Linked DNA regions of Homo sapiens: region 2 is linked to region 1. Evidence: chromatin loops called from intact Hi-C (ENCODE). Cell type or tissue: PC-9. All regions are shown on one strand. Links, peaks and the distances in the headings refer to the core of each region. The heading gives the core; the rest is flanking DNA.

What was found. Peaks named below come from ENCODE experiments on the same cell type or tissue, not always from the same donor. Only the 100,000 strongest peaks of a DNase experiment are listed, where the experiment ranks them.
Region 2: a loop joins it to region 1, with 5 times the contacts of the local background. A loop is called at or near these places in 3 of 110 quality-filtered maps.

What each region holds. Positions count from the first base shown.
Region 1 is chr9:112,109,334-112,118,515 of GRCh38, forward strand. SUSD1 (sushi domain containing 1) reads right to left here. Exons shown (of 17, transcript NM_022486.5): 7 at 3,438-3,535; 8 at 2,321-2,507. Among named protein-coding and RNA genes, the nearest start is that of SUSD1, 61 kb to the right of the region's middle. In PC-9, for the core only: CTCF peaks have their summits at 3,805 and 4,004; DNase peaks (open chromatin) are centred at 1,348, 3,408 and 3,808; H3K27ac peaks cover 5,297 bases.
Region 2 is chr9:112,707,465-112,715,464 of GRCh38, forward strand. The region is part of intron 2 of INIP (INTS3 and NABP interacting protein); the gene reads right to left. Among named protein-coding and RNA genes, the nearest start is that of INIP, 6.7 kb to the right of the region's middle. In PC-9, for the core only: CTCF peaks have their summits at 3,826 (motif pointing left) and 4,026; no DNase peak of the experiment used is centred there.

The DNA.
Region 1 (9,182 bases), core at 657-8,656:
ATAGCATAACTCCAATAATGAAATCAGACAACAGAATGTCCAGGATCTAGAGGAAAAAAATGACAAGTCTTTATAACAGTGCATAAATAAACAGAAGACCTGAGTAGACACTGAGTAAATGTGGAAACATACCTTGCTCCCAGTTAGGATGGCTCAACATAAATCCTAATTCTCTCTAGATTAACTTGCAAATATAATCCAATTCCCTTTAGTCCAGAGACATTAAATAACTCAGCCATGATCAGCCAACTCTTCAATACAGAGTTAAGATGCAAAACCGGATCTGCCTGACTCCAAAGACCATGTTTTTCCCAAGGGAAAGGAACTTGAACAGGTAATTGGATATTAGTAAAAACAGCTGACGCCAAACAGCAACCTGTCATCCTCACTGAACAGTGGCAGGTGAGTGATGATCTTTTAAAGACATTTCCCTATAGTAGTTTACTAATAATTTTGTAAGACTTCTCTGATTAGTTACCATATTAATTTTATAATATCTTTGCCTGCATATTATTTACTTGCAAAGAATTAATTTTGTTTTATTTATATACAAATGTCAAGAGACCTAATTTGTATAATCTCATAGTTGGTTTTATATTGTTAAGATTGGCAGACTTTTTCAACTATTTCTGCTGAACTATTCCCAGCTACTCGGGTTAAGGTACAGTTTCAGTGGGATAGCAAACAGCTAATTAAGAACTTTCTCAACTCCCCCAAAATAATAAATGACATCGGCCAGCTGTGGTGGTTCACGCCTATAATCCCAGCACTTTGGGAGGCTGAGATGGGCAGATCACTTGAGGTCAGGAGTTTAAGACCAGCCTGGCCAATAAGGTGAAACTCAGTCTCTACTAAAAATACAAAAAATAGCCAGGCACGGTCGTGGATGCCTGTAATCCCAGCTACTCAGAAGGCTGAGGCAGGAGAATTGCTTGAACCTAGGAAGCAAAGATTGCAGTGAGCTGAGATCGCACCACTGCACTCCAGCCTGGGCGACAGGGCAAGACTCCATCTCAAAAAATAAATAAATGACATCAATTACTTGTCAAGGTTTGTCTACCGGGTTTTTTGTTTGTTTTCTGAGACAGGGTCTTGCCCCGTCACCCAGGTTGGAGTGCAGTGGCATGATCATAGCTCACTGCAGCCTTGAACAAGTGATCCTCTCGCCTCAGCCACCCGAGTAACTGGGACTATAGGCATGCACCATCACACCAAGCTAAATTTTCTTTCTTTTTTTTTTTTGTAGAGATGGGGCCTCACTGTGTTGCTCAGGTTGACCTCAAACTCCTGGCCTCAAGCAATCCTCCTCAGCCTCCCAAAGTGCAGGGATTACAGACATGAGTCACCGTGCCCCACCTGTCTACAAGGTATTTAATTAGTCCTCATACCCATAACCAGAGCTTTTTTTTTTTAACTTACTGTAATTGTCACAATGTTGTTAAAAACCCACATGACAATTATGTAAAATGAGGTTTATTTCTACTTCTTAAAGCTCCTTCATTCCACTCCTTTTTTCAGCTAACACCTACCCTCCTGCACCCTAGGGGTGCCCCTGCTTCCACTTCCCCACTCTCAACTTGATCTCTTTAAAGCTGCTGGGTCAGCCTCCCTGGCACCTCCTCTTTCACACGCAAGAGCAAGAAATGGCTTTTTGGTTTTTTTGGGTTTTTTTTGAGACAGAGTCTTGCCCTGTTGCCCAGGCAGGAGTGCAGTGGTGCAATCTCGGTTCACTCACTGCAACTTCTGCCCCCTGGGTTCAAGTGATTCTTGTGCCTCAGCCTCCCGAGTTGCTGGGACTACAGGTGTGTGCCACCACACCCAGCTAAGTTTTTCTATTTTCAGTAGAGATAAGGTTTTGCCATGTTGGCCAGGCTGGTCTGGAACTCCTGACCTCAAGTGATCTGCCCACTTCAGCCTCCCAAAGTGCTGGGATTATAGGCGTGAGCCACCACACCTGGCCAGAAATGACTTTTGAGTTTACTACCAAAGATAAGCCACATGGCTACCCTCTGTTGCCTTGGATATTTGAGAGTGGACTGATCATCATTTAAAAGGCATTCCTTTTAAATGCCTTTTTATTACTTTCCACCTCTCCCGGAGGGCTCAGCTGAGAAAAAATACCCCAGAGCCCATTCAGCCTGGTACCAAGAGGATACGGATCTCTTGACCTGCTCTAGTTCTGTGGCTGGAGCAACTACATCTGAGTATAAATCTCAGACAGCAAATAGGAGCTCTCCAGCCCAGCTGATTCTGCAGCATACTTCCCCACATTCTGTGCTTAGCATTTTCTAGGAGGAAATGAGACTTCACCTCCACCTACCAGCTGTCTGGAAACCGATGACGGCTGGCATCGAGCGCCTGGGAGGTGCTGTGGAGATGTTCACGGTGTAGTTGGTGCCTGGGTACAGGGCTAGGCACACTTCTGGGGTCCTGCTGTCTGTGGTCAAGTTGACTGTCTCCTCACGAACTGATTCCATAGGGTCCAACCGTTGTCCTTTTATGGATATCTTTGAGAGGAAAAGACAAGAGAACCCACTCTGACTCCAGTCAAAACAATCCAGGATTTGTGGTGCTGGAGCCCATTCTCCTACTATTCTATTTTATACTGTGCTGCTCAGCCAGGGAGCATTCGTAAGGTAAACCTGGTCTGCTGATAAAGTCTGATCAGCCCAGTGAATATTAAACCCCTAGAGGAGACATAAATGAGAAATCTCCCTAGGAAGTGCTCTCCTGCACACAAATGATCAAATGGAGACAATTGCAACCTGAGGACCATTGGCTGCACTCTGTCACCAAGTCAGCAGACGCTCCCGGGCTTGCTCTGGGGGAGTGAAATACAAGTGCTTGGAAACAAGCAATCGTGAGGATGCCAAATATAAATGCATCCCCCACACATGCACCCTGCTGAATGACAAATATGTTAAACACAAAATGCAAAATAACGAAATCATCCAGATATCTTCAAAAATTCCATCCACTCTTTTTAAATGACAATGGGATCAGAAAGCAATTAGATTGAGGCCAGGCGCGGTGGCTCATGCCTATAATCCCAGCACTCTGGGAGGCCGAGGTAGGTGGATTATCTGAGGTCAGAAGTTCAAGACCAGCCTGGCCAACGTGGTGAAACCCCATCTCTACTGAAAATACAAAAAATTAGCCAAGCATGGTAGTGCACACCTCTAATCCCAGCTACTCAGGAGGCTGAGGCAGGAGAATCGCTTGAACCCGGGAGGCTGAGGTTGCAGTGAGCCAAGATCCCACCACTGCACTCCAGCCTGGGCAACAGAGTGAGACTGTCTCACAAAAAAAATAAAAGAAAAAAAGAAAAAAAAACAGCAATTAGATTGAGAAGCTCTCACGGAAGCAAGTCCCTCTGACTCATATTCCCATGGGTGACGTGTCTGTCCTAGCAGGAAAAAGTAGATCACTTTACTTACCACATATGAGATCTTGGGGTTTATTCTTCTTGAGTTTATTTGCCATCTCACACAGGTATCATTAAACAGTGATACATCATTAATCTTTGTCAGAATTTCTAAAAGAGAAAAAGGCAGTCAACTCACAAAATGCATCAATGGGCTTTAGCAAAATTCTAAAGGAGATCAGTCTCTCTGCATAGCTGGTATCTCTGCTGGTCACCATTCATCCTCAGAGGCAGACACTGAGTCAGGCAATGCAAGCTCTCCCAAGCCAATCACCCAACTTCTCTTCATCATGAATGAGCGTGGCCCATTACCTGACTTAGAGGGAAAGGAAAGATTCCAGCTTGGATATAGGTCAGAATTCTAACCTGTGATTCACCTGACAGGCCACTGGATGCCACTGGCATTCCACTCTGGTAGAATGGAATGAGGCCCAGAGCTGGGTCCTCAGTGAGACCTTCCCTGCAACTGCACAGGTAAGACCTACTTCCACCTTTCTCTTCCCAGCAGAATGATGGGAAACTCCTTCAAGTCACTGCTATCCCCAGGGGGAAAATGACATGTCTCACCACACAGGACCATGCCTCAGAAACAGGTTGGGGCAAACTAAAGAAATTCTCCACAAGGTTCCTAGGTACTTCTGGGACTCCTGTAACTGAAGCTATTTAATCCTGGTCTATCAGGATGCCACTGATTCCTCTGGGTTGTTCTGCTTCTTTTAAATATTCTGCATATATTCCAGCTAATGAATTCAGCAATGTGGGAAACCATATGAAGGCCTTGGTTCCCTGAGGTAACATAGTTTTCAGCATTCCCAGTCAACCCGCAAGTGGTTGTGCAGACAGGAAGAACGAAAGGGGATCTAGCTTTTTATTTCTTTGAAATCAAATTCCCAGCCGAGTGCAGTGGCTCACACCTGTAATCTCAGCACTTTGGGAGGCCAAGGTTGGCGGATTACCTGAGCTCAGAAGTTTGAGACCAGCCTGGCCAACATAGTGAAACCCCATCTCTACTAAAAATACAAAACTTAGCGGTGCACGGTGGCACATGCCTGTAATCTCAACTACCTGGGAGGCTGAGGCAGGAGAATCACTTGAACCTGGGAGGCAGAGGTTGCAGTGAGCTGAGATTGCACCACTGCACTCCAGCCTGGGTGACGGAGCAAAACTCCATCTCAAAAGTAATAAAATAAAATAAAATAAACTTCCTACAGACAAGTAAAACTATCTCTACTTGCAAATGATACAATCTTATATACTTCTATATATAAAACTCTAAGGAATCCACACCAAAACAAGTATTACAGCTGAGAAAGGAGGTCAGTGAGGTTGCGGGATACAAGGTCAATGTACAAAAATCTATTGTATTTCTATATACTAGCAATGAGCAGTCCAAAGATGAAATTAAGAAAACAATTTCATTTACAATACTATCAAAAACAAACAGGCCTGGTGCAATAGCTCACGCCTGTAATCACAGCACTTTGGGAGGCCAAGGCAGGTTGGTCACCTGAAGTCAGGAGTTCAAGACCAGCCTGGCTAACATGGCAAAACCCCGTCTCTACTAAAAATACAAAAATTAGCTGGGCATGGTGGTGCATGCCTGTAGTCCCAGCTACTTGGGAGGCTGAGGCAGGAGAATCACTTGAACCTGGGAGGCAGAGGTGGCAGTGAGCCAAGATCCTGCCACTGCACTCCAGCCTGGGTGACAGAGTGAGACTCCATCTCAAAAACAAAAACAAAAACAAACAAACAAAATTCCTGCAGACAGAAGCTATCATATAATTATTCCCAGAGAAAGTTGTCCTCATGTCACCAAAAAGGGATATTCCACAGCCCCAGCTCAAGCTTTCCCATTGAAGCAGACACCTCTTAAGAACTCCTCAGCCTCTCTCAGCTTCCCCTGCTCCTTGTCCCATCCCTGGATGGGTTTTGACAACATGACCAGGTCTTGCCTCCTATTCTGGGACTTCCCTGCTGCAGCACCCACACCCCAGCACATGCCATCTGGAAGTGCAGGGGAGTTAAAATCCTGTGGGGACAGGAGCTGGTAGAGAAATCCTTCCTCCTTTCTTTCCTCTGAAGGGCTGTCCAACAAAGACTTAGTTTCTTCAGCGTCTAAGGACACTGTCACACAGATGTGGTAATGCCCACCCTCTGTGGAGACCAGTACAATCAGGCATCATACGCTGACTCTCCTTCTTTCCCTGTTTTACTGCCCTTGTTTCCCACTCCTGGTGCCTGGGATTTGATTCTCTACTGCATAATAAATATAAACCCAGTGAAAGGCTCCCATCTAAGAAGAGTGAGAAAGCTATTTCTCCATGTCAGAAAATGACTCTCCACAACTCAGCTCCCGTTTCTCCCTTCTAGTAAATCTCTTCGCAGTCTCCAAGTGCAAAAGGAAGCCTGCACCTTAGGTACCTGTAGGGCCAATCCTATTCTCCTGTACTCAGAACCAATGCTAGCTTTGGATTGACCCAGATCTACTGACCTCTCTGCCCAAAGAAGAGTTTATATCTTTACTAAATCATCCCTTCAGCAGCAATGCCTAGATTCTGTGTCCCACATGACCTGGTCTTGGGTAAGCCCAAGTTATCTATTAGCAAGTGAAAATCAATGGAGGCAGAGAGGGAAAAATAGGCAAACTCCTGCCGAGATACCAGAAAGGCCACCTATGGCTGTCTGCAGCATTCCTGGATCTCTATATCAGTATTTCTCCCTAGAACACACACAATTTGAAATCAAAGAAATACTCCAATTGTGGGCCAAGTGGGTGCGGTGGCTCACGCCTGTAATCCTAGCACTTTGCGGGGCTGAGATGGGCATATCACTTGAGGTCAGGAGTTTGAGACCAGCCTGGGCAACATGGTGAAACCGCATCTCTACTAAAAATACAAAAAAATTAGCCAAGCGTGGTGGTACATACCTATAATTCCAGCTACTTGGGAGACTGAGGCACGAGAACTGCTTGAACCTGGGAGGCAGAGGTTGCAGTGAGCCAAGATTGTGCCACTGCACTGCAGCCTGGGCGGCAGAATGAGACTCCATTGCAAAAAAAAAAAAAAAGAAAAAAAAAAGAAAAGAAATACTCCAATTATGAGCATGGGTACCCTAAGAGACACAATGACCTTCAGTTCGCCCCCTTGGGTAGCATAAAGATGATGTTGGTACCAGTCTTTTATCAGCCTGAACAAGCCCCAGATATTTCTGGCCTCTACCCTCTTTGCTGCCCTTCAAAGCCCCAGAGCTCTTGGCATCTCTGCTCACTTACACATCCCTTTGATGCTAACTCACCACCTGGTCCAGAAAGAAAAGGCACCAGCCCAGCCCTCATCTTCTCTCTGAGTTGCCAGCAAAGCGAATTTCCTTTTTACTCTCAGTTCCTTTGTCATCGAAGCAGAGATTAGAAAGGAGTTTTCTTTCTTGTCCTTCCTTCTTGCTCATTCACTATGACAACTGTAAATGGCATCTCAAAGATGCCATCTGCCTCCAGCCTGTGCCATGCTCTCTGCACAGATGGGACCCAGATCCAATTATAGGGGTGTCAGATATTTCATCCCAGGGAGCAGTTTAACAAAGTTTGGTTGCTTTTCCCTCCAGGTGCCTACAAATTAGTTGGAAAGACTCCTTTATAAAAGAATCAGATATTCAACATCTACATTAATGCTGCCCTTTTAATGGAGACTATATGCCCTCATTCCAATAGTGCTGATAACTGAAAACATTTCTGGAAGTCCTCTTTGGAGCTGTCCCAGGGCTCTTTCATTCCCTGCTCACTACTAACTGAATGGCTATCAAATGCCAAGCATCCTGCCATGCCAGGCACTGGGCTGTGACGATGTTATCTGCTGACTATGTAGGGAAAAAGTACTCTTGAAAGTCATAGATCTGTGAATGTTAGTTGAAGGTATGGGTGCAGGTGAGATATGCAGGTAGGACAGAGACAGTGAATGGCCCAATGGCAGAACACTGGGAAACACTGAAACCCAGGGGGGAACCAGAGGAAAAAGGCAATGCAGAAGAGAGGCAGGAGGCTGGTAGAGTGACTGATGTCTAGGAAGGAAAGGAAGGACTTGAAAGAGTGTCTCTCAGCCTTCCAAGGCCAGGCACAGTGGCTGACACCTGTAATCTCAGCACTTTGAGAGGCCGAGGCAGACGGATTACTTGAGGCCAGGAGTTCAAGACCAGCCTGGCCAACATGGCAAAAACATGTCTCTACTAAAAATAGAGAAATTAGCCAGGTGTGGTGGTGCACACCTGTAATCCCAGCTACTCAAGAGGCCGAGGCACGAGAATCACTTGAACTTGGGAGGCGGAGGTTGCAGTGAGCTGAGATCGTGCCACTGCACTCCAGCCTGGGTGATACAACAAGACTCTGTCCCTAAAAAATAAAAATAAATTCTTTTAAGAAAATTATCAGCCTTCTTTCCCACCAGTCTCCCACAGCCTCCTCATCCCCTAGCCAAGAAGGGCCTGGAGCAGGTCAAGGCAGAGGGTGCAAACTCCATCTCCCTCTCTCCTCTCACATGGCTTTTCTCCCCTCATGGAGTGCCCACGGCATCAGGATTAGATCTGTGGTTTGACTTTGGGTAGAGGTGGGAAGAGCAGGCCCTCAGCCTGCCCAGTTGTAGAACACAGAGGCCTCTCTGGCTTAAAAGAAGGAGGCCCCCACAGTGTCCAGCTGAAGTCTCACTGGATTTGGGGAGAGAAAGTCTCAGTGAGTGATAAAGTAAGAGCCTTTGTTTTGCTTTACTCTATGTGTGTGTGTGTACACACAGGTACATATATATGTTATGTATATATAGATATAGATGTACATAATGTTATGTATTTTGGTATTTTGTTAGCATCTAGTATTTCTGTATGTGGTACTTAACACACTTGTAACTAAATACGTAAGTCATTATATAATGACCACCTCTCCTGAATGTAACTTTACGATGGCAAAGACCATGTTTCTCTCTCTATCCTCAGGCCCTAGCACAGTGCCTTAAATATAGATACTAAAAACTATGTATTATTTGGTTGAACTGGTTGAATGGATGGATAAAGGATCAACAATGCTAAATGTTGTGGAAAGGTTGAGAAGAATGACAGCTGAAACTGGAACATGAAATTGGCAGTTAGGTAGTCATCAGTCACCTTGGTGAGATGCTACAGTGAAGTGGGGGTGTTCGATGCCTGGTTTCCCCCCAGTAGGCTGAGAAGAGCATAGGAGGGGAGGGAATAAGACAGTGAGCCCAGACTACTCTTTCAGAAGTCCCACTGTGCAAGGACAGGGGCTGGTCTAGTGTACTCCCTTGGTTTCCAATTTTATATCCTTTTTCTTTATTTTTGGAAACAGCAAAAGGTCATAGAGAATAAATCCAGGTGACCCAAACAGATGGTCAAGCAAGCTCAGCATCATTTCTAGTCAAAACAGCATCTGATTTCAAAAGGAATGTAACTGATCTTCTAATACGGCTCATAAACTACCTCCAAAGGACATTATCAAATAGGATTCCAAGGCAAACACATGATGATAATGGCAGCACCACAGAAATCAGGGTATGGCTTCCCACAGTGCCTACTTGAATAAATGTATGTTTGGCTATAAAAGTTTTCATGTGTTTCCTTTCTTTCTTTGAAGTCTTAGATTCACATAAAATAAGTAGGAGTAGCATGGCTTAGAGTACGTTAGTGTAAAATATATTGCACACTTTGGGATGATTTTTGGTGGCACGCGAATACTTTTTTTCTTTTTTGGAGACGGAGTCTT
Region 2 (8,000 bases), core at 1-8,000, 600 kb after region 1:
AACATTTTGACTCCCACACGTTTCTTTTTTTTCCTCCCGCACATTTCTTTTTTTTCCTCCCGCACATTTCTTTGTCACTAAAAACATTCTCAAGTAACTAGCATTACATCAGATTGCATTTAAAATCTAAGAGCTGATACTCATTTTCCTTTAACAGCTCTATCACACTTAAAGACTAACTGAAATTCTTCTTATTGTAAAAAAAATCTAAAGCTAAAAGTGAAAATTATTTTGATTATGCAGTTATGGACAATCTACTACACTTTCATAACAATAATTTTTAAAAGATTACTTAAATCCTGTCAAGTGGTTATCCTACAAGCTATATACTCTTCACAACTATATAGTACATTAAAGTACCATAGTTGAGACACCTATGTTTAGTACTAGAGCAACGTCACTGTGGCACTATTAACATGTTTAACATGTTTTCAGTTATTTATTGATTCAACAAATATTTATTGTGTTGGGGACTAAGCCCTCTTTCAGATCTAGCAGTCTTTCATGCTATCACATACAGGCACAAAGTTAGGTTCTAAGGATGCAATGATAAGGCAAAACTTGACATGATTCTAGCTTTCATGGTTTTCAAACTGTCCAGTGAAAATAGAGATCAATCAAATAATCACATGAATGAATGTGTAATTAAAATCTAACATGAGTAGTCTGAAATAAAGAAACCATTTGATGAGCATTTATAACAATCATTATTGTAGGAATGAATGCTAAATAAACTTGACCTAGCGTGAAAGCGGGGGGAGCAGTGTCAGAGAAGGCTTTCAAAGGAAGTGATGCTTGAACTGAAATCTAAGGCATAAAAGTAGGGGTGAGGAACAAAATAAACTTTCCCCCTTTAAAAAGATCACTCTAACTGCAATGTTGAGAATAGACAAGAGAAAATAGTCAGGAAACTATCACAGTAGAAAGAGCTAGAGATAATAAAAGTTTTTAGTGGATGGAAATGCAGAGATACAAACGGATCCAATAGCTATTTAGGAAGTTAAATCAGGAGGAGAGTGATGGATTCAATATGAAGGAATGAGGAAGAAGGTGTCATGGAGGGTTCCTAGATTTTTTTGGTTCTTGCAGTTAAATATGCATTAGTTTTCTATGGCTGCTGTAACAAATTACCCAAAATTCGTGGCTTAAAACGTCACAAATCTATTTTCTTATGGATCTATAGGTCAGAGGTCTCACTGGGCTAAAATCAAGATGTTGACAGGGCTGCATTCATTTTCTTTATTTTTTTTGAGACAGGGTCTCACTCTGTTGTGCAGGCTAGAGTGCGGTGGTATGATCAGGGCTCACAGCAGCCTCAACCTCCCATACTCAAGCGATCCTCCCACCTCAGCCCCATGCCCAGCTAATTTTTTTTATTAACTTTTTTTTTTTTTCAAAGACAGGGTCTCTAAATGGATTCTAGGAAAGAATCCATTTTCTTGCTCTGTCCTAAATCTAGTTAATGACGAATGTTTCCTATATCTTGCAAGATTAAAAAATTACTCAATCATTAGCCACCTTTCAGAGTTTACCAAAAATACGTAACAAAGAAAAGGAATCAAGCCCTAATGTCTGCTCAGGTGATCTGTGTTCACATTCTCTTTCACCTAGACCTAAGGACTTACTTCTTTAAAACTACTGCCACTTTTTCTACCCATTGAGGTTTGTAAGATGATGATGTATCTTCTGCTTGAATCAACCTTTCTTCCCCACTTATTTTTCTTTTCTTCTCACATATAAACTCACAGGCCCTTTTCATTTAAAGCATTTTCTGCTTAATAACCAATGTAGACGATTAGATTAATCCCAATAAAGATCAAGAAGAGGTCTTTTGCCCCTTGTCTCAAGCGCCCAGTGGTTTCCTATCAGATCTATCATCAGAATGTTGTAATTCCCCCTACTGAAGGGCGGTATGGGAAAACAGAATGAATAAGGAACGTGGGACATGGAATCAACGTGGGTTCTCACCTCAGCACTACCACTTACTACTGAATATTAGGAAAACTACCTCACCATGCCTCAGGACCAAAGGGGATAACAGTAACACTTCAAAGGGTGGTTACAGGAAATACAGAAAAATATAAGTAAAAGACCTAGAACACTGCCTGCCACATGGTAGTTGCTTAATAAATACACACTATTATTGTTATTATTATCTAGCATTCTTTCTCCCTAGTCATCAGGTTAACATCACTAGATTCCTGTCATCCCACATTGACAATTCTCTGTCAGTGAAGTTTTTCATTAGATAGGCCACAACTAATTGGCATGCAGCTTTCTAATTACATTCACATTTCAGAACTCCCAGGCCAGTCTGAGTGCATGTGTGGATCCTATACTCTCTCCTAACTACACAAACAGTCTCAGATTACTTTACATAATATTCTTCCCAGTTACAATTTCAATCTGGAGCCTACAGGTCAAGCCTAGCATCAGAAATCTAATTCATTCTCTTTGCCATAGCAATTAAAATGCAACAAAAAGAGATTTAGCCTTCAGAAACCTACTCCAAATTGTGTCTTTGCATACAAACTCTCATCTTTAAAAAGGTACAAATAGAAGAATTTTCAGATGCTATTTATGCATCACTGCACTGGGACAAACTCTTAATTGAGAGGTGGCATACTTTAGTATAAACGTGAAGAATAAACTTGCTTTCCTTCTGGACCATATATGGTTTAGGTGAAGACTTGTACTTGGGTCTGAGGTCAAACAAGACACTTCCCAGGAGCCTTGCCATTCTACTCCTATGCAGCATGCTGAAATCACAGCTGAGAGCACCTGGACTGGCCCAAAATCAATAGTTCCTACTACCTGATCTGCAGATCTTATAGTTACTACTATAAGCATTTTCAGATATCTGTAAAATTGAAAAAAATAAAAGAATTCATGTTCCTTACTCAGTATTTCACCAGGTCTCTCTAAAATCAGGCTGAACCAATCCAATGCCATCACATCATCATAGGACCTTGATATTTACCAATAATGAAAGACTCTGTGCTGCTTTTGGTACCTTGTCCAAACCCCAGGTTGACAATCTGCCTCTGCATACTAAAATTCTCATGATTGAAAGCCTACCAAATGTTCTACACTACATTGGACAGTATGAAGAACATGGGACTGCAGTGACTGTCAAGGGCGTATGAAATTTAGCAGTCCTGATTACTATGACGGCATGAAAGACTGCTAGATCTGAAAGAGGGCTTAGTCCCCAACACAACGGAATTGTTCTCTACACCAGACATAATAAGTAAAATCTATTTATTTACATTAATAAATTACAACACATAAAGATTTTTTTTAAATCATGGTTCTTTCAGTTATCATTTTAAGATAATTAAGGCCCTTGGTATTAATCTCCATATTAAGTAATTCTTATACATACAAACAGTACAGAAATGATTTACTACAGAAAGTAAAATACAGCCGGGCATGGTGGCTCACACTTGTAATTCCAATGCTTTGGGAAGCCAAGGTGAGAGAACTGCTTGAGAACAGGAGTTCAGGAGTTCAAGACCAGCCTGGGCAACAAAGCGAGACCCTGTTTCTACAGGAAAAAAAAAAAGAAAAAAAATTAGCCAGGCGTGGTAGCATGTGCCTATAGTCTCAGCTACTTGGGATGCTGAGCTCAGGAGTTGGAGGCTGCACGGAGCTACAATCACAACACTGCTCTCCAGCCTGGGCAACAGAGCGAGACCCTGCCTCTTAAAAAAAAATTAAATTAAAGAGAGAGAGAAAAATACAATAGATCTGAATAAATAAGAATTTTAAAATTTCACTGGAGTCCGGGAGTCTCTAGAACATGATGTGGACTCCCTCTGCTGGTTCCTAGTAGCAGCAGTTCCATGACATCAACAAAAATCCCTGACAAAGGAGCAACGGAAGCCAAAGGGCTAATCTAAATTCATTTCTATTTAGATTAGGGGATGTTTCATAGTGGATCTGACTATGGGTCAGTCAAAGGCAATACTAAAAATGATTGCGTTTTTACTACAACTACGAAAAAAGTAACCAGCATATTGTAAATCTCTGTGCGAATAGTGGGATAATTTAAAATTTATTTTCATTTGCAGTGCATTGTGTGGTTTTTAGCAGCATGTTATCTTTCCAAAATAGTCTTCTCTTAGTTTTCATCTGAGCTCAAATTAAGTTATTTTTAATATGGGCCCTTATAATTTAATGGAAAAATAAAGAGGTCAACAACCACAAGGGAATGTGGACCTATGATTAGTCCACAGAGCACACAAATCGCACATGGCTATGTGAGAGGAGAACAGAATGGTATTAGCTGGTTACTGCTGGGAAAGCTGTCACCACAACTTGCTTTTTACAATACTATAATTCTACGAAACTCATGTAACCTTTAGTTTGTCCTAAATATAACTAATAAACTAAAACAGAATCAGCAAGCTTTCAATTTCCAGTACTGGCAGAGTAGTCTGGTTGGTCTAATCCTGCCACAAATATAATACTAAAATATTAAAAATTCACTACTTAAAGGCACTGGAGTCTGACCAGTATCAGGCAGAAACTGCAACTGGTGAGATTTGGGAACTTGTGGCCTTTTGCCTGAAGCATTCCCCAATCCACTAACAGCTTGGTTAGCCTCACCTTACTAGCTTGAGGTGTCAGAGGAGAACTCAAGTTTAGGGCTGACAGAGTAGCAAAAAAATTAGGGGCAAGGCTTGAGGGAGAGGCAGAAGGAATAAAGCCCAATTCATGCATATAAAATCCACTCAAAGTTTCACTCACTGCTGAACTACACATATCCAGGGGAGATCCCAGGCAGCCCATCAATAAAGCAGCAGGTGGAAGCTGAAAAACACTGCAAGATTTCTGCCCAACACAGGAGAGACAAGAGTTTGGAGTTGAGTATGAGTTGAGTCAAGCTGTCTGCTAGAACAAAAATCACAATTTCAGAAGAATATAACAGAATCCAGAGTTTCCACAATGTCCAGTACCCAATAACAAATCACAACTTATAAGAAGAAAAAGGAAAACGTGATGCATATGCACCAAAATGCTGTCAACAAAAACCAACTCCAAGATAACCCCAATGATATAATTAGCAGTCAAGGATTTAAAATCAGCCATTATAAATATGTTCAAAGACTTAAGGGAAAAAGACATAATAAATAAAAGGGGTATTTTAGCAAAGAAGTATAACTATGGAAAAGGACCAAGTGGAAATTCTAGAGCTAAAAAGTAAATTGAAACAAAATGTTCACTGGATTGAATGAACAGCAGATTGGAGATGGCAGAAGTTATTAAAGTTAGAGCATTAGAAATTATCCAATCAGAAAAACACAGAAAAAAATATTGAGGAAAAATAAGCAGAGCCTTGGAGTATTTGAATAATGGATGGAAACATCCCAAATTTAGTGAAAGACATCAACCTACAGATCCAAAAAGCTCAACAAACCCCAAACAAGAAAACCACCTCTAGGCATACCATAGTCAGACCACTGAAATACAAAGAGATAATCCTAAAAGCAGCCAGAGAAAAATAACACATTACATACAGGATAAGAACACCACCATTAAGAACACGAAAAGGCAAGCGAGACTGGGAGGAAATACGTGCAAAACATATCTGACAAAGGACTTGTATCCAGACCGAAGAATGAAAACAAAACAACTTGCTAATAAAAGAAATAACCCAATTTTTAAAAAATGAGTAAAAGATTTGAACAAATACTTCATAAAGGAAGATTTACAATGGCCAATAAGTACAACGAAAGTGCTCAGCATTTGTCATCAAGGAAATGCATTTTAATACTACAATGAGATACTACTTCATACATTCTAGAATGGCTAAAATTAACGACTGACAACACTAAATGTGAATCAACCAGAATATTCACATATTGCTGGAGAGAATATAAAACAGTACAAAGAGAGCTCTCTTCAGAAGCGCATATACTAAAATAATAAAATGGTACAAGTGGCCCAGCATGGTGGCTCATGCCTGTAATCCCAACATTTTGGGAGGCCGAGGTGGGAGGATTTCTTGAGGCCAGGAGTTCAAGACCAGCCCAGCCAACAAAGCAAGACCCTCTCTCTACAAAAAATAAAAACATTAGCCAGGCATGGTGATGCATGCATGCAGTCCCACCACTTTGGAAGGTAGAGGTGGGAGGATCACTTGAGCCCAGGAGTTTGAGGCTGCAGTGAGCTTCATCCACCTCAGAGCCCAGCCTGAGCAACAGAACAAGACCCTGTCTCTTAAAAAAAAGGTATCTGAGGCCGGGCACAGTGGCTCATGCCTGTAATTCCAGCACTTTGGGAGGCCGAGGCAGGCGGATCACCTGAGGTCAGGAGTTCGAGACCAGACTGGCTAACATGGTGAAACCCCGTTTCTACAAAAAAATTAGCCAGGCGCAGTGGCACGCGCCTGTAATCCCAGCTACTCAGGAGGCTGAGGCAGGAGAATCGCTTGAACCCAGGAGGTGGAGGTTGCAGTGAGCTGAGATCACGCTATTGCACTCCAGCTTGGGCAACAAGAGCAAAACTCCATCTCAAAAAAAAAAAAAAAAGTACCTGCAAAAGAGACTTATAAATGCTCATAGCAGCTTTATTCACAACAGCCAAAACTGAGACAACCCCAAAGTTTACAAACAGAAGAATGAATAAACAAAATGTGATAAAGTCATACCATGGAATACTACCCCACAATAACAAGGAATGAACTACTGATCCATGCACAATATGGATGAATCTCACAGACAGTATGGTCAATGAAAGAAGCTGGACCAAATGAGTATACACTTTAAGAGTCCATAAGTTTAAGACAAAACCAAGATTAAAAAAATCAGAACAGAGATGAGTAATTTAAAAATATGAAGATGGGTCAAACATACATAGAGTCAAACAGGAATTCAGACTTGATACAGAACGGAAATAGAGGCGTCCTTCAAGTAGTTAAGTGGTTAACTACTTGCCAAGTGAGATTCAATACTTTATAGAGAGTAAATTTTACTTTTATACAAATTTTAAAATAAAAACTCCTTGATAGCAGCAAATGTGTCTGACTTGATTTGTTTTGGAGCTATCTTAACACAGGTGAAATGTGTACAAAAGTTTTTACAGCAATGAAGATAAAGGCACAGATAATGTGTGATGACAATAAAACTTCTTTAAAAGTGGTTCTGATTTCAAGTAAAAGAGCAAGCGAACATAGATGTCAGAAGAGGCCATAAGGTGAATAATGTGAATACAATTTCAATGTAAATAATCTTAAAATAGATTAAAATATAAGATTAATAATATAAAGGATGTTGTATATCTGATCCAATGTCAGATCTACCATCATATGTTGCTTAACAACAGGGATACATTCTGAGAAATTCATTGTTAGGTGATTTTGTGTTATGCAAACATCAGAGTGTACTTACACAAACACAGATGGTATAGCCTACTACACAACCTAGGCTGTACGGTACAGTCTGTTGCTCCAAGGCTACAAACGTGTACAGCATGTTACTGTACTGAATAGTGTAGGCAACTGTAATACAATGCTAAATATTTGTGTATCTCAACATAGAAAAGGTACAGTAAAAATATGGTTTAGGGAACACTTATTCTATTTTATGAAATGAAGTGTTGCCTGATTCTAGAATCACAAATAAAGCCAATTGAGATCTTAAAATACACACATACATACATACATACACACACACACACACACACACACACACACACACACACACACACACGGTTTAAAAGACAAAAAATGGTATACCTGTATAGGGCATTTACCATGCATGGATGCATGGAGCTTTCAGGACTGAAGCTGCTCTGGGTGAGTCAGTGAGTGAGTTGTGAGTGAATGTGAAAGTCTAGGACATTACTATATAGTACTGTATACTTATAAACACTGTACACTTAGGCTGCACTAAATTTATTCAATTTTTCTTTCTTCAATAATACATTAACCTTAGCTTACTGTAACTTTACTTTATAAACTTTTAAATTTTTTTAACTTTTTGACTTTTGTAATA